Regions from separate parts of the Homo sapiens genome. Here region 2 is linked to region 1. Evidence: chromatin loops called from intact Hi-C (ENCODE). Cell type or tissue: CD4-positive, alpha-beta T cell. All regions are shown on one strand. Each heading gives the region's core, and the rest is flanking DNA. Links, peaks and the distances in the headings are about the cores only.

Region 1 (11,547 bases), core at 1,340-9,339:
AAGTAATTATCTGTGCAAGTATTTATTAATTTCTGCCTGTCCCCTTCTCCCCACAGACCATAATCTCTGTGAGGGCAAGCACTGTATCTTCACAGCTGTAACCTCAGAACCGATTGCAGTGCAGATGTCTTGCTCTCAATAGATATGTGTTGCCATGGAATTGTACACTTTATTATTTGTTTTTTGTTGGTTTTTTTTTTTAATTTCTTTGAGATGGAGTTTCGCTCTTGTTGCCCAGGCTGGAGTGCAGTGGCACGATCTCGGCTAACAGCAACCTCCGCCTCCCAGGTTCAAGCAATTCTCCTGCCTCAGGCTCCCGAATGGCTGGGATTAGAGGCGCTCGCCAGCACACCCAGATAATTTTTTTTGTATTTTTAGTAGAGAAGGGATTTCACCATGTTGGCCAGGCTGGTCTTGAACTCCTCACCCCAGGTTATCCACCAGCCTCGGCCTCCCAAAGTGCTGGGATTACAGGTGAATTGTACATTTTAAATGGGTGGATTTTATGGTATGTGAATTACATCTCAATAAAGCTGTTTTTAAAAAAGGTTACCATGAAAGCAAATTAATTGCTTGATTGATTAAACATTAACTGACGAAAACTGGTATTCAGTAGTAGCCCATGATGCGGATAGAAAAATATTTGAATCGTATGTCTGTTGACATGAGAACACATTCAAAAAATATGAGGCCAAAGAGTCTTTATAAAGCAGTTTCTACAATACAATCCCATTTTTATTTGCGAACAAAAGGATATGTTTATTCAAACTGTATGTATGGATGCCCACATTGCCAGGAATCGTTCTGAGTGTTTGTGAACTATCAGTGAATAGGTCCTTGTTATCGTGGAGCTTACATTCGAATATGGGGAAAGCCCATAAGTAATAAGCATAATAGGCCGGGCGCAGTGGCTCACGCTTGTAATCCTAGCACTTTAAGAGGCCAAGGTGGGTGGATCACTTGAGGTCAGGAGTTCAAGACCAGCCTGACCAACATGGTGAAATCTTGTCTCTACTAAAAATACAAAAAATTAGCCGGGCGTGGTGGTGCATGCCTGTAATCCCAGCTACTTGGGAGGCTGAGGCAGGATAATTGCCTGAACCCAGGAGGCAGAGGTTGCAGTGAGCCAAGATCACGCCACTGCACTTCAGCCTGGGTAACAGAGCAAGACTCTGTCTCAAAAAAAAAAAAGAAAGGAATAAGCATAATAAATAAGTGGATTGCATAGGATGTTAGAAGTGTAAAAGGACCATGATGGGTTGGAGAGGGTAAAGAAGAGGGTCTGGGAGTGCAGGGGAAGAGCATGTCGCAGTGTTCAGTGGGGTGGTGCTCAGTCCTCATTGAGAAAGTGAGAAGGTGAGCAAAGACTCATGTTAGACAAGTGGTGGCTGAGGGAAGAGCAAGGCCCTAAAGCAAGTTTGAGCCTCCTCAATTCAGCAGCCCAGGAACAGGCAGGAGACCAGCATGGCAGCAGCAGAGAAAACAAGGCATGTGCAGGGCTGCCTCACTTTATTGAGCTTTACTTTATAACACTTTTCAGAGACTGCATTTCTTACAAATGGAAGGTTCGTGGCAACCTTCTGCATTAGCACCATTTTTCCAACCACATGCCTTCACTTTGCGTCTCTGTGTCTCATCTGGGTAATTCTCACAATATTTCACTTTTTAATTATTATTATATATGTTATGCTGCTTGATAATTGTCTTTGACATTACTATTATAATTTTGGGGGTTGCCATGAACTGTGCCCCTGTAAGATAGCAAACTTCATCAATAAATGTTATGTGTGTTCTGTTTCACACACCAGACATTTCCCCATCTCTCTCCTCAGGCCTCCCTATTTTCTGAGACGCAACAATATTGAAATTAGGCCAATTAAGAATCCTACAATACCGGCCGAGCAGAGTGGCTCACACCTGTAATCCTAACACTTTGGGAGGCTAAGGCGGGTGGATCACTGGAGGCCAGGAGTTTGAGACCAGCCTGGCCAACATGTGAAACCCCATCTCTCCTAAAAATACCAAAAATACAAATCGCTCCTAAAAATACAAAACAAAAACAAAACAATACACCTAGCCAGGCATTGTGGCACATGCCTGTAATTCCAACTACTTGGGAGGCTGAGGCAGGAGAATTGCTTGAACCTGGGAGGTGGAGGTTGCAGTGAGCTGAGATTGCGCCACTGCACTCCAGCCTGAGCAACACAGTGAGACTCCATCTCAATCAATCAATCAATCAATCAATCAAAAATCCTACAATAGCCTGTAATCCCAGCACTTTAAGATGCTGAGGCAGGCAGATCACTTGAGTCCAGGAGTTCAACACCAGCCTGGGCAACATGGAGAAACCCTGTCTCTACAAAAACTACAAAAATTAACTAGCATGCTGGTGCACACCTGTAGTCCCAGCTACTTGGGAGGCTGAGATGAAAGAATCACCTGAGCCCAGGAAGTGGAGGCTGCAGTGAGCCAAGATTGTGCCACCACACTCTAGCCTGGGCGACAGAGCAAGACCCTGTCTCAAAAAAAAAAAAAAAAGAATCTTGCAATAACCTCTAAGTGTTGAAGTGAAAGGAAGAATCTCAAGTCTCTCACTTTAAATCAAAAGCTAGAAATAATTAAGCTTAGTGAGAAAGGCATGTTGAAAGCTGAGATACGCAGAAATCTAGGCCTCTTGCACCGAGCAGCTAGCAACCTCCCGGAACCTCGGTTTCCTCCTCATTTGTAAAATGGGGCAAATCTGCTTCCAGTTGTTTTGAACATTAACTTAGGTAATGCATGCAAAGCACATAGCGTCATTGTTGTTATTTGTGAGCCTTAGAAGACTCTGCTATACATGTCTATTATCAGCAGTTAAAAGGTTCACCGAGATGTGACGCATGACTTTCTCCCTCATCTTTATTGCCAAATCCATTTTTCATTCTCGTTTTCCTTTCTCATGTACTTTGAAGACCTCCTTCCTTGGCAGACAGACTTTGCAATCCCAGGGACTCCAAGTTTCCTGCATCACAGTTAGCACCACAGAATTCATCTGGAGCCTGGGGAGAAATGCCCCAGGCGTCCTCCAAACATTTGAAGCTTCTCCAGCTTCACTTGTCTGTTTCTTACTTAGTCTGTGCGCATTCCGCCTAACTTTGTATTTGCTAGATGAAGGGGATAATGATTATGACTGTTTCAGTAAGCAAGAGCAAGTGAGGCAATTAGTTCAATAAATGTTAATTAAGTGCTAACTATATGCAGCTACTGTGAGAGGTGCTGGAAATACAAGATCAGGAAAAGAGCCCATGTCCAGAAGAAGTTCACAAAAATCTCTTAACTATTTTAATCCCAACAACAAAGTAACTTTCCTGGCTATTACATAATGTCACATTTGAATTTCTCAAGATTTCTTTTTTACCTTTCTTGGTCTTACAAACTTCACGTGCCTGAAATTTCTTGTGTTTGCCTTTTTTTCCTCAATAGAGTTGATAGATACCTCTGCTGGATGGGTCTCTCTTGGCAGTCCTGAATAAGCAGTGTTCATGGTGCAAATTAAGCATTTGGAAAGCACATTCATCTTTTTAAATGCAGTATTTAGCAAGTTCTTGCTACCTGGAAAGTGTTCCATAAATATTTGTTTAATCATGAAAAGGATTTTCAAGTTGTCAGGGTACAATTTAATTTCAACATGCTCAGTAAGTTTGGGGAGAGCAGACAGGATGTGCATAATTTGGTATTCTTGGGAATAAGGAGAAGGTGGAGCAATGTCTGGGAACTGAAACTGACACCCAAGAACTTGCATCTGAACTTTGTTTCTTAGACCTGAGCCCCCTTGGAACTCAGCATCAGCCTCAGGTCAGGGCAGGTTGGTGGTTGAAGCATTTAGGGAAGGATGTTTATAACAACTTATTTTTTACTTATTATAGGAGTGCATGCTCATCACAACCAAAATGAGTAATTGAGGTGGTCAGGGGTAGAGCAGGCCTTCAAACTCAGTTATCTGTCCCCTAGAGCAGGGTTGCCCAACCCCCAGTCCATGGCCCAGTAGGAACTGGGCTGCACAGCAGGAGGCGAGCTTCATCTGTATTTACAGCTGCTCCCCATCACTTGCATTTCTGCCTGAGCTCCGCCTCCTGTCAGATCAGCAGGGGCATTAGATTCTCACAGGAGCGTGAACCCTATTGTGAACTGCACATGTGAGGGATGTAGGTTGCACACTCCTTATGAGAATCTAATGCCAGATGATCTGTCACTGTCTCCCATCATGCCCAGGTAGAACCATCTAGTTTCAGGAAAACAAGCTCAGGGCTCCCAGATTCTACATTACGGTGACTTGTCTAACTTTTTGTTATATATTACAACGTAATAAAAATAGAAATAAAGTGCACAACAAATGTAATGCACTTGAATCATCCCAAAACCATCCCCCCAACCCCGGTTCATGGAAAAATTGTCTTCCACAAAACCAGTCCCTCGTGCCAAAAAGGTTGGGAACTGCTCCCCTGGAGTCATGATACAAGACTGTGTCACCTTAGGGCTGAGCTGAGGATCACCTGAGTGATGGGTGACCTTGGGGCTGGGCTCAGAGCCAGTGAGAGGAGTGGGGGACATCTTTATGCTGGGGTTCCAGAAGAGGACAAAGCAGCATTGCCAATATGTTTGTGAGATGTCGTCAGAAAAAGATAAGGTAGAGGAGTGCAGTTATGCAGCAGGTTCAGCAACACTTAGAGATCTCTCACCTACAGATGGATGCTTAGCTCACATTGCTCAAGAGAAAGGAGCATAAATGCAACTTAGCCCCTAAGTTGTACATTTCAAAGACTCAGAAATATGCAGCCAGAGATTTGTTATCAACAGTCATCAAGAGGGAAGGATAAACACGAAAGGCTTGTGGGAATGATAATTGTTAGAATGTCCAAGCATCAATAATTTGTGACAACCTAGGACATCTCAAAAGTCTGTATGTTGGATTGCTTTGAATTGGATTTATCACATCCTATGCTATCGTGAAAAACAAGTTTGAAATGTAAATGAGCAACACATCTTGACCAGCAGGCGGCAGTCTTACCTCATATAATTTCTTTAAAAGCTTGCAGAAAGAATTACAGTAAATTATTTTTTTTTAATTGTACTGAAAATTTATTAGAATGGATTTTTTAAATGCCAAATTCACAACTAAAATGCAATTTATTGCAAAAAATTCAAAATTCCTTTTTGTCTCAGTATAAAAAACATTGAATGTATCTATTAGAAATTAATGAACAATTTTGTAAATGATACAAAAGAAAATTTTAACAAATGGTGAAACATTTTCTTATCTCAGGACACCAAATTAAAAAAAATTTAGGGCAGGTGCGGTGGCTCACACCTGTAATCCCAACTACTTTAGGAGGACAAGGCAGGAGGAACTCTTTTTTTATTTTATTTTATTTTATTTTATTTTATTTTTTTATTGATCATTCTTGGGTGTTTCTCGCAGAGGGGGATTTGGCAGGGTCACAGGACAATAGTGGAGGGAAGGTCAGCAGATAAACAAGTGAACAAAGGTCTCTGGTTTTCCTAGGCAGAGGACCCTTCGGCCTTCCGCAGTGTTTGTGTCCCTGGACTTGAGATTAGGGAGTGGTGATGACTCTTAACGAGCATGCTACCTTCAAGCATCTGTTTAACAAAGCACATCTTGCACCGCCCTTAATCCATTCAACCCTGAGTGGATACAGCACATGTTTCAGAGAGCACAGGGTTGGGGGTAAGGTCACAGATCAACAGGATCCCAAGGCAGAAGAATTTTTCTTAGTACAGAACAAAATGAAAAGTCTCCCATGTCTACCTCTTTCTACACAGACACGGCAACCATCCGATTTCTCAATCATTTCCCCACCTTTCCCCCCTTTCTATTCCACAAAACCGCCATTGTCATCATGGCCCGTTCTCAGTGAGCTGTTGGGTACACCTCCCAGACGGGGTGGTGGCCGGGAAGAGGGGCTCCTCACTTCCCAGTAGGGGCAGCCAGGCAGAGGCGCCCCTCACCTCCCGGACAGGGCGGCTGGCCGGGCACGGGGCTGACCCCCCCCCCCCACCTCCCTCCCGGACGGGGTGGCTGGCCGGGCAGAGGGGCTCCTCACTTCCCAGTAGGGGCGGCCGGGCAGAGGCGCCCCTCACCTCCCGGACGGTGCGGCTGGTCGGGCGGGGGGCTGACGCCCCCACCTCCCTCCCGGACGGGGTGGCTGGCCGGGCAGGGGGCTGACCCCCCCACCTCCCTCCCGGACGGGGCGGCCAGCCAGGCAGAGCGGCTCCTCACTTCCCAGTAGGGGCGGCCGGGCAGAGGCGCCCCTCACCTCCCGGACTGGGCGGCTGGCCGGGCGGGGGGCTGACCCCCCCCACCTCCCTCCCGGACGGGGCGGCTGGCCGGGCGGGGGGCTGACCCCCCCACCTCCCTCCCGGACGAGGTGGCTGCCGGGCGGAGACGCTCCTCACTTCCCAGACGGGGTGGCTGCTGGGCGGAGGGGCTCCTCACTTCTCAGACAGGGCGGCTGCCGGGCGGAGGGGCTCCTCACTTCTCAGATGGGGCGGTTGCCAGGCAGAGGGTCTCCTCACTTCTCAGACAGGGCGGCCGGGCAGAGATGCTCCTCACATCCCGGACCGGGCGGCAGGGTAGAGGCGCTCCCCACATCTCAGACGATGGGCGGCCGGGCAGAGACACTCCTCACTTCCTAGATGGGATGGCGGCTGGGCAGAGACGCTCCTCACTTTCCAGACTGGGCAGCCAGGCAGAGGGGCTCCTCACATCCCAGTCGATGGGCGGCCAGGCAGAGACGCTCCTCACTTCCCAGACTGGGTGGCGGCCGGGCAGAGGCTGCAATCTCGGCACTTTGGGAGACCAAGGCAGGCGGCTGGGAGGTGGAGGTTGTAGTGAGCCGAGATCACGACACTGCACTCCAGCCTGGGCACCATTGAGCACTGAGTGAACGAGACTCCGTCTGCAATCCCGGCACCTCGGGAGGCCGAGGCTGGCGGATCACTCGCGGTTAGGAGCTGGAGACCAGCCCGGCCAACACAGCGAAACCCCGTCTCCACCAAAAAAATACGAAAACCAGTCAGGCGTGGTGGCGCGCGCCTGCAATCGCAGGCACTCGGCAGGCTGAGGCAGGAGAATCAGGCAGGGAGGTTGCAGTGAGCCAAGATGGCAGCAGTACAGTCCAGCTTCGGCTCGGCATCAGAGGGAGACCGTGGAAAGAGAGGGAGAGGGAGACTGTGGGGAGAGGGAGAGAGGGAGAGAGGGAGAGGGAGAGCTAAATTATTTTATTCTATGTGATATCTCAACAGGAATCTAAATATAAAACTCATATTTAGAATGAATTATAAATTGAATATTATTTAATCATACCGTGGCCTGGAGTTCTATGACTAATGATAACTAAACCTGTTCATTCAACTAACTGCAAAAATACAAGACACGTGTAGCTATTACTTGAATTTACCATCAAGACATATTTCAGCACACTAGATAGAAAAGTATAATGTCTAGACTACTCTTAAGTCATAGGGGGGCAAATACAGTTAAATATCAATTTTCCAATTAAGATATTTAATTTATTTTGCCTTCCTATGTCAGGCCTGTATAATTTTATATTACATACCTCAGAAGTCTCATTCATTTTTTTCAAATGTATAAGTTTTCATTCACTCTAAAGAAATATTACTTTCAATGTTTTAGAACGGTTAATGTATGGTTGCAATTTTTATAACATTTAAAAGCATATGTCACATACTTAGTCCATTTTGTGTTGCTATAACAGAATGCCACAAGCTAGGTAATTTATAAGGAAAAGAAGTTTATTTGGCTCATGGTTCTGGAGTCCTGGAAGTCCAAGTGCATGATGCTGACATGTGGTGAAGACTTTAGTGCAGCATGATCCCATGGCAGAAGGCAGAAGGGCAAGAGGGGGTGAGAGCACGAGAGGGCCAAACTTGCTTTTATAACAAACCCACTCCTACAATAACAACATTAATCTATTCATGAGGGCAGAGCTTTCATGGCCTAAACACCTCTTAATGGTCCCACCTATTAAACCTGTCATAGGCTGGGCATGGTGACTCATGCCTGTAATCCCAGCACTTTAGGAGGCCGAAGCAGGTGGATTGCCTGAGGTCAGGAGTTCGAGACCAGCATGAGCAACATGGTGAAACCCCGTCTCTACTACAAATACAAAAACTAGTAGGGCGTGGTGGCAGGCACCTGTAAGCCCAGCTACTTGGGAGGCTGAGACAGGAGAATCGCTTGACCTGGGAGGCAGAGGTTGCAGTGAGCTGAGACCAGGCCATTGCACTCCAGCCTGGGTGACAAGAGCAAAACTCCATCTCAAAAAAACAAAAGCTAAAACAAAACAAAACAAAAAACCTGTCACAATGGCAATTAAATTTCAACATGAGTTTTGGAGGGCATACTCAAACCGTAGTACATACTATTCAAAATTAAAATGACAAACTCCACTTGGTAATTATAGTAAATTTATGTTTAGTTGCAAAATATTTACTGAGTCTATTACAGTAAGAACACATTTTTCTTTTTTTCTGTTTTGAGACAGTCTCACTCTGTCTCCCAGACTAGCGTGCAGTAGCGTGATCTTGGCTCACTGCAACCTCTGCCTCCTGGGTTCAAGCCTTCTCCTGCCTCAGCCTCCTGAGTAGCTGGGATTACTGGCGCCCACCACCACGCCCAGCTAATTTTTGTATTTTTAGTAGAGACAGGGTTTCACCATGTTGGCCAGGCTGAACTCGAACTCCTGACCTCCAGTGATCCGCCTGCCTGAGACTCCCAAAGTGCTGGGATTTCAGGTGTGAGCCACTGTGCCTGGCCACATTTTTCTTTATTTACTTTATTTACATTAAGGAAATCTCTGGCTTCACTAATGCTAATGTAATGCATTAATAAGCATGCCTCTGTCCCCAGAATTATGCTGGGCTTTAAGAAGTAAAAGAAAAGGTTCTTGCCTTCACACATAACCTTGTCACAGAGACAGGCCCAATAGAGTCTGATGTCCCTGGAAACTCTCAAATTCCCAAATACATGATTGAATATACATTCCCAGCAATTTGCTTATGTTATCAAAGTGGAAAATGGCGGCTGGTTTGCTTTTTGGACAATGTATAGTCAGCTGAGTACTCAATAATTAACAGACTCATTGCTACCTCACTGCTCAACTCCACCCCAACACGTTCACACATCCACTTTTTTTTTTTTTTTTTTGAGACAGAGTCTCACTCTGTCACCAGGCTGGAGTACAGTGGCGCGATCTCGACTTACTTCAACCTCCGCCTCCTGGGTTCAACTGATTCTTCTGCCTCAGTCTCCTGAGTAGCTGGGACTACAGCCAAGCGCCACCACGTCTGGCTAATTTTTGTACGGAGTGTCACCATATTGGCCAGGCTAGTCTCGAACCCCTGACCTCATGATCCGCCTGTCTCGCCCTCCTAAAGTGCTGGGATTACAGGCATGAGCCACCCTGCCTGGCCTACATATCCACTCTTAAGATTAATTAAGGTGATTAATCTGAAGGTGGAAAAGTTTCATGTGCCTAAGTATCGGAGTTCCTTTTCTTAATAAAACCAGAAAGTGCTCAATTTATAAATGCCAGGAACCTAGTAAATGCATGGCATGATAGATAACATATGGTGGCTATGCTTTAAATATCAGCTAGAAAAAAATAAGGAGACAGAATGAACCAAATTACTAGAGGTTGGTGGTCAAGATTGCAAGTGCAGAGTTGGGCAAGGTCCCTGCCAGTGAGAACAAAGATTTCCTAATGATGATAAGGTGAGCTGGAGCTGGGATGATGGGGAGATTCAGAGAGACAGAGAGGAGGAGAGGGGTCACTGGGTTGGGAGAAAGGCATGAGGAGCCTGGACGCAGTGCCTCATGCTTGTAATCCCAGTATTTTGGGAGGCCAAGGCGGGCAGATCACTTGAGATCAGAAATTCAAGACCAGCCTGGCCAACATGGTGAAACCCCATCTCCACTAAAAATATAAAAATTAGCCTGGCATGGTGGTGTGCAGCTGTAATCCCAGCTACTTGGAAGGCTGAGGCAGGAACATTGCTTGAACCCGGGAGGCAGAGATTGTAGTGAGCTGAGATGGCACCACTGCACCCCAGCCTGGGCAACAGAGGGAGACTGTCTCAAAATAATAATAATAATAATAAGGTTGCATCCAAGAATCTTCCAGAATCCTACTGGTGCTAACCCTCCATAGGCTGGTTATTGTCATTATGTCCCCTCAAAATTCACGTCGACATCCACAGATGCACACAAAGGGAGAATGCTGTGTGAAGACTGGAGTTTGCTGCCACAAGACAAGGAACTACCAGAAGCTGGGAGAGAATCCTGGAACAGATGATTCCTTAGTGCCTTCAGCGGGAGCATGGCCCTGCAGACACCTTCATCTTTGACTTCTAGCCTCCAGACCTGTCAGACATTTCTGTTGTTTGAGCCGCATCTGTGTCCACATATTCCCATTTTATCAGAACACCAGTCATATTGAATTTAAGGGCCCACCCTACTCCAGCATGACCACATCATAACTAATTACATCTGCAACAACCTTATATCCAAATAAGCTGACATTCTAAGCTTCTTGGGGTTAGGATATCAACATGAATTTTGGGGGGACAGAATGACAATAACCAACCTATGGAGAGTTAGCACCAGTAGGATTCTGGAAGATTCTTGGGTGCAACCTCTTTATGGTACTTTGTTCCAGCAAACCTAGCAGACTAATAACACCTATCAATCAAAATACACTGCGTTTATCTCAATATTTTATATATATAAACACATACAGTGAAATCCAACATAAGTAGTCAGAGGTAGTCACCCCATTAGACTTGCAGATTGGGGAGAAACTCATGCAGAGGACTCTAAGTAAATTCTCATTCACCAATTAATTAATTTATTTATATTTATTTATTTTGAGATGGAGTTTACTATTATCTTATTATCTGTTAACCATATTTCCCTACAGCAGGCTCAATAACAAAATATAACTCCTTCTGTAGGAAAACACAGTTTGTGAAAAATGTTTTGTGTATGTGTGTTTCTAACTTGCTCTTGTTGCCCAGGCTAGAGTGTAATGGGGTGATCTTGGCTCACTGCAACCTCCGCCTCCCAGGTTCAAGGGATTCTCCTGCCTCAGCCTCCCGAGTAGCTGGGATTATAGGTGTGCATTTTCTTTTTCTTCTTTTTAGTAGAGATGGGGTTTCACCATGTTGGCCAAGCTGGTCTCGAACTCCTGACCTCAGGTGATCCACCTGCCTCGGCCTCCCAAAGTCCTGGGATTATGGGCATGAGCCACTGCACCAATTTAAACTTAAGTGTGGCCGGTGGTGGAGGCCAGTTAAAAAGTAGCAAAAGGGTCCATATGAGGCTACTCCCTGGGTTTTGCATGAGGTAGAAGGCTGGTTGCACCAATGCTCTATAAATCATCAGCTTGTTGGAACATCGTCCTGGCTTTAGGTGTCCACACTGACTTTCTTTGAGTCATTTTTCTTGTTCTCAGCCAAACATTGCCTCAG
Region 2 (11,547 bases), core at 1,437-9,436, 1.1 Mb after region 1:
ACACTAAAATAATAGCTGAAATTTATTGAGCTCTTACTATGTGCCAGGTACCATGTCAAAATTATCATCCCATATAATCTTCACAGCAGCACAAAGAGAGGGGTGCTATTTTAATCTCCATTTTCCAAATAAGGAAACTGAGGCTTGGGGAGGTAAAGTAACTTGCTTATGGGTCACACATGATCAAAAGAGCTAGGATTCAAATCCTGGTTGGCCAACTCCAACACTCAAGTTCCTCACCACCATAATATAGAAGTTGTATTTCTATAATTTAAAGGGGTCAAACTAAATTTACATGATGATAAAGGAGGTTGTAGCTACTGAGCAAGCCAAGGGGATTGTCATGTTATGCATGTTCATAAAAGGGAAAATCAAGGACAAATTCAGCATTAAAATATATAATGAATCTTGTAAACTACATAGCAAGTCATGGGGTATAGAAGACAATGTGAAATACACAATTCTAGTCTAATTCAAATGTATCCTCAAAGCTCCATTATATTGCATATGTAAAAGATGAAATATTTTCACCTTATGGAGGCTGTGAATTAGATAAATGACCAGCTTTCTCTTTCCCGTAGTAGGAAAGCCTAGGCCCAAATATGTTGTCCGTCTGTTGTAACTATGTAGATATTAATGCTATATGTGTATATGAATATGGGTGTGTGTGTGTGTGTAATATCTCATTCCTTGTTCCATTTATACTTACTTTCTTCCTTTTCCCCTCACTTTTAATTTATATCATCTTGCTGTATTTTATGTATCCTTGTACGTCATGGCACTGGTGTGTATTTACATGCATACCTACAGTACATTGCTGTGGCAGGCAGAACTGTAAGATGGCCCCTAATATCCCCATCCTCTGGTGTATACACACCTTCTCTCAGTTATTCCAATCAAATGGCGATTTAGCTGCTGCTTTGAAGGGATTTGCAGATGTAATTAAGGTTCCCAAAGTCAGGTGACTTTAAGAAAGGGAGATTATCTGGATGGGCCTGACGTAATTTAAAAGGGACTGGGCCTTTGACAAAGAGAAAGTGTGAGAGGGATCTGAGGTGAAGGAGATTCTCACCACTAACCCTGAAGATGGAGCGGGCTACATGGCAAGGAATACAGGCGGCCTTCAGGAGCTGAGAGAGAGAGCTCCTGGCTGAGGGACTAAAGGAGACGTCTCTTCTACAATTGCACAGAGCTATCACAACCACTTGAATTTTGAAGAGGATCTTGAGCTCCAGATGAGAATACAGTCCAGCTGATACAATGATTTTAGCTTTATAAGATCCTGAACAGAGAACCCAGCTACATCCTGCCCGAACTTGATTTACAGAACTGTGAGTAATAAATGAGTGATGCTGAAGCCTCAAACATCACTCAAAGTTTATGCTAATTGTTATGGCAGCAACAGAAAACTAAAACTGAATATTTATTTTGCTTCACAAAACTGCAACTATTATTTGTCAAATATTTATTGATGTTAAATCCACATTACACCAGCACAACAATCCAAAGTAGTATGATTGATTGATAGTACTTTTTTTTTTATAAATACAATATAAAGGTGGCAAAATAATGCTAGTTAATCCCAAACCCAGCAAATCAGCAAAAAAAGGTCACATTCAGAAAAATTTGGCAAGTAAGACATAAGTCATAATTCTACAATAGAGATAGGTCCATGAGAGACTGTGTATGGTATCTTAAATTCCATATTAGCAATGCATATAAGTGCGGTCAAAGAAACTTGAACCACACTGCATAGAACATCTGCCACCCGGTGCTCAAGCCTATTAATCACTTAAACCTTGGTTGGTTGGTGTTCTTACAAAGAAGTAGAAAGCTGTACATGTGAAACAGTAATATGAAATATATGGGGTGGTACACAGATATAAAATTATTTTAAAAAATACTACGTATGAATTGAGTAACTGAGCTAAGAGAGGCCACTTATAAATAATGAAAGATACATGTGTTTTGCATAAGGAATACAGTGTTTTCTTTTCATAGCAAAGTACCATTAAAGCCTCATGTTTTATACTACTAGGTCAAATTATTTTTTCTCCTTTTTAAAATTTATCGGTTCCGACTTAAAACCATCAAGTCTGGTCAGAATCAACTCAGTCTAGCTGATGCAAAATCATATGCATTCAAAAAGCAGTCTTTACCGAGATGCCTTTACAAACCTTGGAATCCAGCACCTTCTTAAGGCAAAGTTTCATGGCAGCAGGGAAGTGAACTAATAATTTTCATTTACCACATCTTGGTGTCTTTGAAAAAATACTTTATGGCACAAACCTGTTTTTGTCTCTCCTTATGTCTCCACTTCCTTCAAGTAGACTAGATGCTACAGGCAATTTCTCATTTATGCCACCATGCAGTCTCAATCCATTTTCAACTTGCTCTACATACCTAAAATCTTCCACTACTACACAAACCTCAGACACACTGCAATCTCCACAGCATGTGTGCTCCACAGCATGTGTGCTCCACACTTCCAGCTGGCCCTGGGTTCCTTGACTTGTGAATGGCAGTGTTTTTTTCACCTATGTTTGAAGAAAACCAAAGAAAAGCCTGGCCTTTGCTACCTCTCCTGTGCCTTCTACTTTTATCTAAATGAACACACTATAATCATGCTGGTTGCATTTTCCTTCATTCTCCTCCCTACTCCTTCCAAACCCCTGATTCCTCCAAATACTATATATGCCTTGGTCATTTGGGTGGTTTGGATGCTTTCTGTGGAATGAACTGTAATATATTTCTGCTTTATTCAGAGCACTTTATATTATTTATATTTAAATTAGCCTTTTAATATGGTTTGTAAATAAGTTTCCTACCAAGGTAGCATGAAAACACTACACATAAAGAAAAAAAATGTTAAGAACTAAGGTATTAACCTTGTTAGAAAACTCTTTTGATATTAACATTTAAGGCAAGTAGTTCCTTCCTTATGATTTAATATAAAAACATTTGCAAAGACAAGGCATTTACTTGGATTTCTTTGTCATCTCTTCTTCTTTCATCCTTACATATTGCACTTGGTTCACTGTATCTGTCTGAATACACTGTGCTTCAGAATCATTGTAGTACTGTTTGTGGTACAACTCCCTCATTAAACATTTCACACTATCAGGCTACACAGCACCTATATCTTGTGTTTAAAGGCACTTGTAGATAATACAAATTGTAGTTACCTGTGAACAATTGATTTCCTTTAGTATTTTGGCATTTTGATCACTTTAATCACAGCAATTCCAAAGTTTTAAATTGGACAGTAAATGTGTATTTTCTGTGCAATGTGTATATTTGTATTAGCATTATCTACTTAAACTAAGTTTGGTATATCAAGTAAGAAAAATATTATTTTGGTGTTTTTTTTTTAATTTCTTATAGTCAAAGGTATGTTTCTGCCTTTTACATAATGTGACAAAGGAATATGTTGGTCAAGGCAATGGCTGTTTCAGTGTTTCAGCTTTAACAAGAATGCTGGATTACAGGTCCTCACTTTCTACCAAGGCAGTATTCAGTGTCAGGTGAGATGGGTTGGCCTCAGGTTGGAACGCTGCTTTGATGTCTAGTCCCTGGTCCGAAAGTGCTGCATAGCGACTGGCTGAGGGCCGTACTTTTTTTGGCTTGGTGCTCTGTGACTGCTGATGCCACTGGGCTACAAAGAAAAAGAGTAAATTAAGATTTTTAATCAAGATATACTTGGAAAGCCTTTAGATATTTCAAATAAATACAGAATGTCTAGATAGATGCAAGGCACCTGAACACATCCATGGTAGAAACATGGAAAATTTAGGAACACTTTTGCATTTTACTCACATGTTGCAGATTTACTGTCTATACAGGATAGTGGGAATAAAGCAGCTAGATTACAAAGGTCAAGTGTAGTTTATCTTTTTTTTTTTTAAGTAAACACTGCAGCACAGGGAATCCTTTGGAATAGCTGATAAGCTTCCTAATTCTCATCCCCCCTCTCCTTTTAAAAAATATTTTCTCTAAAATAATTATAGCACTTAGGAATTCTGCTGGATGTGGATGCTTTAACACTAATCAACTGAAAGGAATCGTACAGTAGGGAAGGTTGAGGCCACACATTTCTTGATGACCCTCACATAGTTATTTCAAGAAGAGGCAAAATCTGAAATAAATTCTTAAATAAATTCTTAATTTTTTTCTAGTGTTTTTTTTATGTCAATGGATAACATAATGCTGATTGTACTAGACTGTAAATTCAATAGGAATAATTTTCTTTAAATTTGGGATGCATGTACACAAATATACAAACACAAGTCTACTGCTGGCTGCTTAAGATATATTAATGAGAAAAGCACTAAGCCACAAAAGTACGCATTCCAGGATCAATGGAACACACGTTTAGAGTGCATTAGGACACTGCGATAGAATATAGGAAGAAATGTTAAAAGGCAGTCATTTGCAGAACACAGTAACAAGAACATGTGAAAAACATGGTTATGCCTTTGCCTACTGTTAACTCCTAAGGATGCTTGAGTAAGGAAGCCACAACTAACTAGCCAATGTAAGAGAAATCAACATGCATATTTTGCTAATAATTCAAAGTTCCTGAATGATACTTGGGTATTTGTTCTCCTGGTGTGGTTCACTATTAATGTCGAGAAACTACAAATAGAAAGAGAGAGAGAGCAATATGAATTTTTTTGACAAATAAAACACAATAGTTGTTTATAAAGAGTAATGTGATTTGCTGTCCAGATGTCTAATTTTTCATAATTTAATGAGTAAACGCAATGAAATGAGATGAAGTGGCACTCACTGTAAACGTCCAGCCTGGCAGTACAGGACACAATCCCTGCTTCATTCTTGGCTGACACAGTATACCACCCAGCATCTTCTTTTGTGGCTCCCTGAATGAGCAGGCAGATGTAGCCGTGGTTGTCCTGGTGCATGCTGGAGAAAAGGATAAAGTCATTAGGGTTCTAAATTTTTTAAAAGTGGCTTTGGACATGAAGCATCATTTTTAATTAGATCATTAGAAACAGAATTGTGCAAGTAGCTGATAATAGGGTCATACTTATTCTGTAGAGATTACTAGCTCCATTAAAGTTAATGGGAGAAAGAACAGACGTCAAGAGTTGAATACATCTGTGTGCTTAATTCCTAGTTGAGGATCTGCCTTTACAAAAACCACTGAATAGTCTTTTATCACTAAAGCAAATGAATTCATCTTTTCTTTTAGATAGAATGATAAACACTTTTAAGAAATCACCATTAGATCAAACACCCATAGCTTCCTTCTAAAAGCTTAATCCTACATTGGGTAACGCATGGTTTTTGTCTTTGATTGATTTCATCAAAAATCAAAACATCTATGTGGCTTTTACACATAGATTTCCATGCTATATAAAATGTATCTTTTGATACATCATTAGGACTGAACAGTTAAGGATCAGGTTCTCATTGTGCAGTCTTACCTCACTCGGTCAGTGCTGTGAGTGAGTGATTCATTTTCTTTCTTCCAAAATATCTGAGGTGGTGGCACTCCCAATACACGACATTCCAGCCGCACTGGGTACCCATCAGCAACTCCTGTGTTTTGGAGCTTCTCAATAAACACAGGGGGTTTGTGTGCTTCTTTAGCTAAGAAAACATGAGATGAATTCTCTATCAATGATATACAAAAGGAGCACTAGAAAGAATTCAGAAGGCTTTTGGAATATTGCTTGAATAGATCTTTTATGATACCATTTTTTACTCCAGGTGGTAAGATGCTAGTCCCCTCTCCAAATTATTCTTTTACCAAGCAAAGGTCTGTATACTTCATTCCGCTCATTTATTTCCTCAATTAATTCAAGTCTGATAGGCTCACACTGTCCACTGGCCATCTGCTTCACAGAATGCCTGTCTGACCAGCTGTGGGAGACTCCTAAGTCATTGCTAGCATCTGTGATGGCTTCACTACTAGTGATTATGTTACCGATCATTCACAGCCTCAACCAACTACTGCCACCTAGTGGTGCTGAGGACAAGTATTTCTAGGAATTTGACCACTTAGATTCCCTCACTGCCGTTTGCCATGTTTGCCATGAATATTCTGAATATTTGTAACTCTTAAGTGAGACATGCCATAGAATTTAAAGGGGGCAATTTAAAGGGGAGGCATCTTTATCTAAATTTGGCAGCTTTAAATAGTTACCTGTAAACTAGGAATGTATATCCTATAAATTACAAATTCCACTTTGTATTCTTTGAAGGTTATAAAAAAGCTTTATTATAACCTTGAAGGAAGGAACCCATTAAAAAAAAAAGACAACTTTAGTACTATTCTGAAAAATTCAGGACTGATTGTTAATAACACTCTGAATAATACCATCCAATGGGAAATTGTTTTCTTGGATCAGTTGTAGTAGTGGTGGAAAGTACTTCAGAGAATGAATAAGGTTTACTTATTTTCTTTTGAACTACCAACAATGAATCTGAGAATGCATTCCTTTTCCACCACTACTCCCTCATCTGGAGTGACAGATATATCACAGCAAAGCAGCTAGGAAAGAGCTCAAAAAGGATGAAAATTCTACCTGAACTTTTCAAATGCTTAATACTCTCCAACACCACGAGTTAGTTAGAAGGTTGGATTTTTATTGAATTTTACATGGTTGCCCATCCTAGGCTATTCTGGGAGAAGTGGGAACAGAAGCTCACTTTGTATTCTTTCTGGGGCTCCAGTTTTGCAAAGAACATAAAATGTATAAAACAAGTCTTAATGTCATAGCAACTCATCAGTAAGAATAACATCTACCACTTTGCAGCATTGCTGTGCAGGGTACTAGTTATGCAGAGCTTCATACACATTTTTATGATTTAATCCTTAGGAAAGCACTGTGAGGCATTATATTCCCATTTTATATATGGAGAAACTAAGTCGCAGAGATAGCTATTTGCCAAATGTCACACTAGTAAAATCGACAAGAGCCGGGACTGGAGCAGATCTGACCCCAAAGACTTTGCTTCCAATTACTGTGCATCACCGTCTTCTGACAGGAGTGCCAGCTGATGCGCACTGAGGTATCTATGTGATCAAAAGGCATATTTAACAGCAGAAAAGTGAAGTTTTAGTTTGAGGTTAGAGGAATGAAATCAATTGTAGCATGTAAGAATATAGAGTACTTTGTACAAAACTTGAAAGCATGGCTAACCTGTAGCACCACAGTCCACATATTTACCACATTTTTATGTGAAAACATCTTGGTACCATTATCAGAATCATAATCCAAGAGTTTTGTCAAGACTTCTTGGGTTTTATTCTCATTGCTACTCTATTTCTTGAAAGAGCTCAGTGACGTAGTGTGTTTAGAAGAGCACTAGGAGTCTTGTGTTAAATCTAATCATCAGCTTACTAAGTGGGACCCTGGAAAATTCAGAGAAGATTTGCTCTGATTATCTCATAAGGCTCATGTGAGGGCCAACTGATACATAATGTACATGAAGCACTTTGCATAAAGAGGTAGAAGAAATAAATGTTTTGTTATGTTCTTTCTTAAAAGAGATCAGGTACTCAACACCTAACTCTTAAGGATGGTATAAAAACCTTTCCATAAATGTGTTTTCCTTTTAGGCTTCTCAAAGCATAAGACTTCATGTAACAGCACTTTTACAGAATTTACCTACACAATAATCAGTGAAAAAGCAAATCTGAGTGTAGTTTGACAATGACTATGAGGGTAGATGACAGTGTTGTTTTAAAAACCAGGTGTGTGTGTGTGTGTGTGTGTGTGTGTGTGTGTGTGTGTGTATATATATATATATATAAATATAAAACTTTATATATAAGCAAATTCTTTGGTTCTTGGAGTCCATGCTGCTGTTACTATTTCTCTATGTAACACTAGGGGCCACTATACACACAGGAGGTCGAATGACCCAAAAGAGCTAATAAAATCTTTTTCTCTCTTTGCCAGGTTAGTGGGAGAAATGAAAGATTTCTGTTTCTGTTTTGCTAGGCCTTATAACCATGTCCTCATTGGCTATTTTGATGATACAATCTATTTTTTCAATACTTTATTTTCCGTATTGGTTAGTAATGTAGAATTAGTTTACATTTGTAAGTCTGATGTTCATTCTGTCAGAGAGCAAGGATTCACAGATGAGCCTACCAGCAACCACAAGCTCCAGGCTGAATGAGTTCTGTCCTGCTCGGTTGGTAGCTATACATGTGTAGATGCCGGCATCACGTGACGTGACTGGCTCTATGATCAGAGAGTGCACCCCGTTCTCACGCACCAGCATCTTGTGAGCACTGTCAGGGCGTACGGGCTTTCCATCTAGTTGCCAGCTTAGATCTGGGGTTGGTAACCCACTGACCTAAATCATAAAAGAAATACATGTAAATTTTTGTATTAAAACAGAGTGAAATCACTGGTAGCTAAGAAGTCTGCATAAATTCCTCCTTCAGTAGTACAAGAGGTGGCTTTTTTTTTTTTTTTTTTTTGGACAGAGTTTCACTCTTATTGCCCAGGCTGGAGTGCAGTGGCACAATCTCAGCTCACTGCAACCTCTGCCTCCCGGGTTCAAGCGATTCTCCTGTCTCAGCCTCCTGAGTAGCTGGGATTACAGATGCCTGCCACTATGCCAGCCTAATTTTTAGTATTTTCAGTAGAGATAGGGTTTCACTATGTTGGCCGGGCTGGTCTTGAACTCCTGACCTCAGGTGATCCGCCTGCCTCAGCCTCCCAAAGTGCTGGGATTACAAGCATGAGCCATTGCACCGGGCCAAGAGATGGCTTTTAGTATCAGCTCATGTTACTCTTTTGCTTAAAACTTTTGCTTTAAACTTTGGCTTCCTGAGCACTCACCAGCTTACATCTAAACAATTCTTACAGAGCAACCTAGAGAAGACCGAGATGGGATTTAAAAAATTGCTGTCATGGTCTTACCTTGCCCAGGGCTATGGAGATTAATGGGATGATATCAGCACCAGGCTCTGGGCTTCTTTGAAAAAAGATGTCCAACAATAATAACAAATACTCAGCTGGCATTTATATATAGTACTGTAAAGCTTCTCATCAAGGAGCAGCCATAGTTATGGAGAATGCATTCGTCAGCACACAGGGCTGCTATTATTATTTTATAATCCTTGAAACTGAATAACAAGAGCAATACGAAATTACCCAGAAAGCCATCTCAACAAATTACCATCACAATGGAAACATCATAAAATCTTGAGACCTTGACAGTTGTGTGGACCAGAGATCAGATAAAAGCATTTAATTGCTAATAACATGTTGTGCCGCAAAGGGTCAGGATGGTCGCCATCTGCCAGCTTTTTAGTTTTGCCCTTGATTTTGAATGGAAGAAATGCACTGTTAAGGAAGGCCTTTTTACCCCCTACCCCCAACTTTACTAGTACGAAGTTATATACAAAAAGATGTCACTTAGACTGTAAAACAGTTCTTTTGAAGAACTAGCTTTGCCAGCATCAGCCAGAGGACTCACAAATTCCATTCCTGCTACGTGATACTCAACTGATATTACCTGCAAGATGCCTCCCACCACACATGTAGCAAAGGGCTACAGCATTTAAAGTAAACTTAAATGACTGGTTAAAAGGATGAAGAGGTTTTGGAAACAAACAGCAGTAGTTAGGCAGCTTGGCTTCTGAGACACTCAGGCTCTGTGTTCTCCTATCTATCCACTTGCTGTCCCCAGCTCTCCATGTACACTGCCTGACCTGTTTGGAGGTCATCAGAAGTGGTGTGGAGGAAGAGGGAGTGGACATCTTTGGTCAGGCTCCTTGTTGTTCCCACATCTAGAAACAAAGCGGCACTGCTTGTTCCTACTTTACCAGGTTAGATCCTAGATAAGCCATCTACTGACTGAAGCCACAGTATGTTTAGTAGGAGAGATGCCCAAAGCACGCGTACTCTCAAACCACGTGATTCACAGTGAACCTACCCAGTGGATAGTTACTCATGCTAGGGCAAAGAGAATGCCCCTTGTACCTTTTTTCTAACCCCAGTTCTCCTGGCTAAGTAAAGACAGCATGATCTCAGGAGCTGAAGGTCACCACCAGCAGGTCACAATGTAACTAGATCTGTACTCTCAGCACACATGAAAATAGTGATGCTTGTTGCTATGGGAGTGGAATTAGTTATTTTCCTGAAAATTTAGTACCAGTTAAGGATAATCAGTGTCTAGGAATGTTCCTCAGGGGCTAAAAGGGGAGGGGGCTTTTTGGAGGAAAAGCAAGCTGCTGCTTTAGTGTTTGGCTTATCGTCAGGATTTTTTCCCCTTTCAAAGCTTAAATACACTAACTTTTTTTTTTTCCTGATCTATCTGTACATGTGGCAAGGTTTTTCACTTTTTTTTTTTTTTTAAGACAGTCTTGCTCCTTGCCCAGGCTGGAGTGCAGTGGGCACAATCTCAGCTTACTGCAACCTCCGCCTCCCGGGTTCAAGCAATTCTCTTGCCTCAGCCTCCTGAGTAGCTGGGATTACAGGCGCCTGCCACCATGCCTGGCTGATTTTTTTGTATTTTAGTAGAGACGGGGTTTCACCATGTTGGCCAGGCTGGTCTCGGATTCCTGACCTCAGGTGATCCACCTGCCTCGGCCTCCCAAAGTTTTAGGATTACAGGCGTGACCCACGTGCCTGGCCGATTTTTCACATTTTCTTTATCCAGGTCAGATCATCATAGTGAAATCAATAGGCAGTTTACTTTTTGTTTCCAATATTCTTTTAATGGCAGGCGTTTTAAGGACAGTTATGTGCCAGTCCAGTGAAAGACAGTACTGTTATTTCTTTCTTAAATATGATTAAAAATAGAGATAACCAGTATGGTAAGTGTGTATATACCCATCATTTAGTCACTCTCTTATTTTTTATATTTAAAAATAAATTCCAGATTTTATATACCATTACCCCCATATAGCTCAGTATGCATTTCTAAAAACAAGACTTTTCCATAATCACAATTCCATTTTACACGTAAAATTAATAATTCTTTGGTATAATCTAATTATCTATTTAAAATAAAATTTCCCTGGTTAACTCAAAACGTTATTTTACAAGTGGTCTGTATGAATTTTTTTAAGTGTTTTTTAATTGATAAAAATTGTATGTAATTCTGCACATTATTTTGAAATATGTATGTGTTGTGGAATACCTAAACTGAGCTGATTAACATATGTATGACTTCATTTTTTTTTGTAGTAAGAACACTTAAAACCTACTCTTAGCAATTTTCAAGTATATAGTACATCGTTATTAACTATAGTCACCATGTTGTACAACAGATCTCTTGAACTTATTCTTCCTGTCTGAAATTTTATATGCTTTGACTAACATTTCCCCAACTTTCCCTCTCCCCGTCTAGCCCGTGGTAATCACCATTCTATTCTCTACTATGAGTTCAACTTTTTTATATTGCACATATAAGTAAGATCCTGTAGTATTTATCTTTCTGTGCCTGGCCTATTTCACTTAACATTATGTCCTCCAGGTTCATCCATGTTGTCACAATGACAGGATTATAATTTTCCACTGTGTGTGTATGTATGTATATATATATATATCTCAT

What was found. A loop is a pair of places that touch in the nucleus more often than their neighbours do. Peaks named below come from ENCODE experiments on the same cell type or tissue, not always from the same donor. Only the 100,000 strongest peaks of a DNase experiment are listed, where the experiment ranks them.
Region 2: it touches region 1 in a loop (8-fold over the local background); 5 of 110 quality-filtered maps call a loop at or near these places.

Annotation. Positions count from the first base shown.
Region 1 is chr4:170,041,443-170,052,989 of GRCh38, reverse strand. No RefSeq gene overlaps it. Among named protein-coding and RNA genes, the nearest start is that of MFAP3L, 21 kb to the right of the region's middle. RefSeq lists an enhancer at 6,986-7,525. In CD4-positive, alpha-beta T cell, for the core only: CTCF peaks have their summits at 4,849 and 5,051 (motif pointing right); a DNase peak (open chromatin) is centred at 5,019.
Region 2 is chr4:168,918,321-168,929,867 of GRCh38, reverse strand. It overlaps PALLD (palladin, cytoskeletal associated protein), which reads right to left. Exons shown (of 22, transcript NM_001166108.2): 18 at 8,127-8,334; 19 at 5,448-5,613; 20 at 4,790-4,923; 21 at 4,590-4,635; 22 at 1,427-3,655. The coding sequence ends at 4,622. It also overlaps a transcript of CBR4 not described here. Among named protein-coding and RNA genes, the nearest start is that of CBR4, 86 kb to the left of the region's middle. In CD4-positive, alpha-beta T cell, for the core only: CTCF peaks have their summits at 5,819 and 6,019 (motif pointing left); a DNase peak (open chromatin) is centred at 5,977.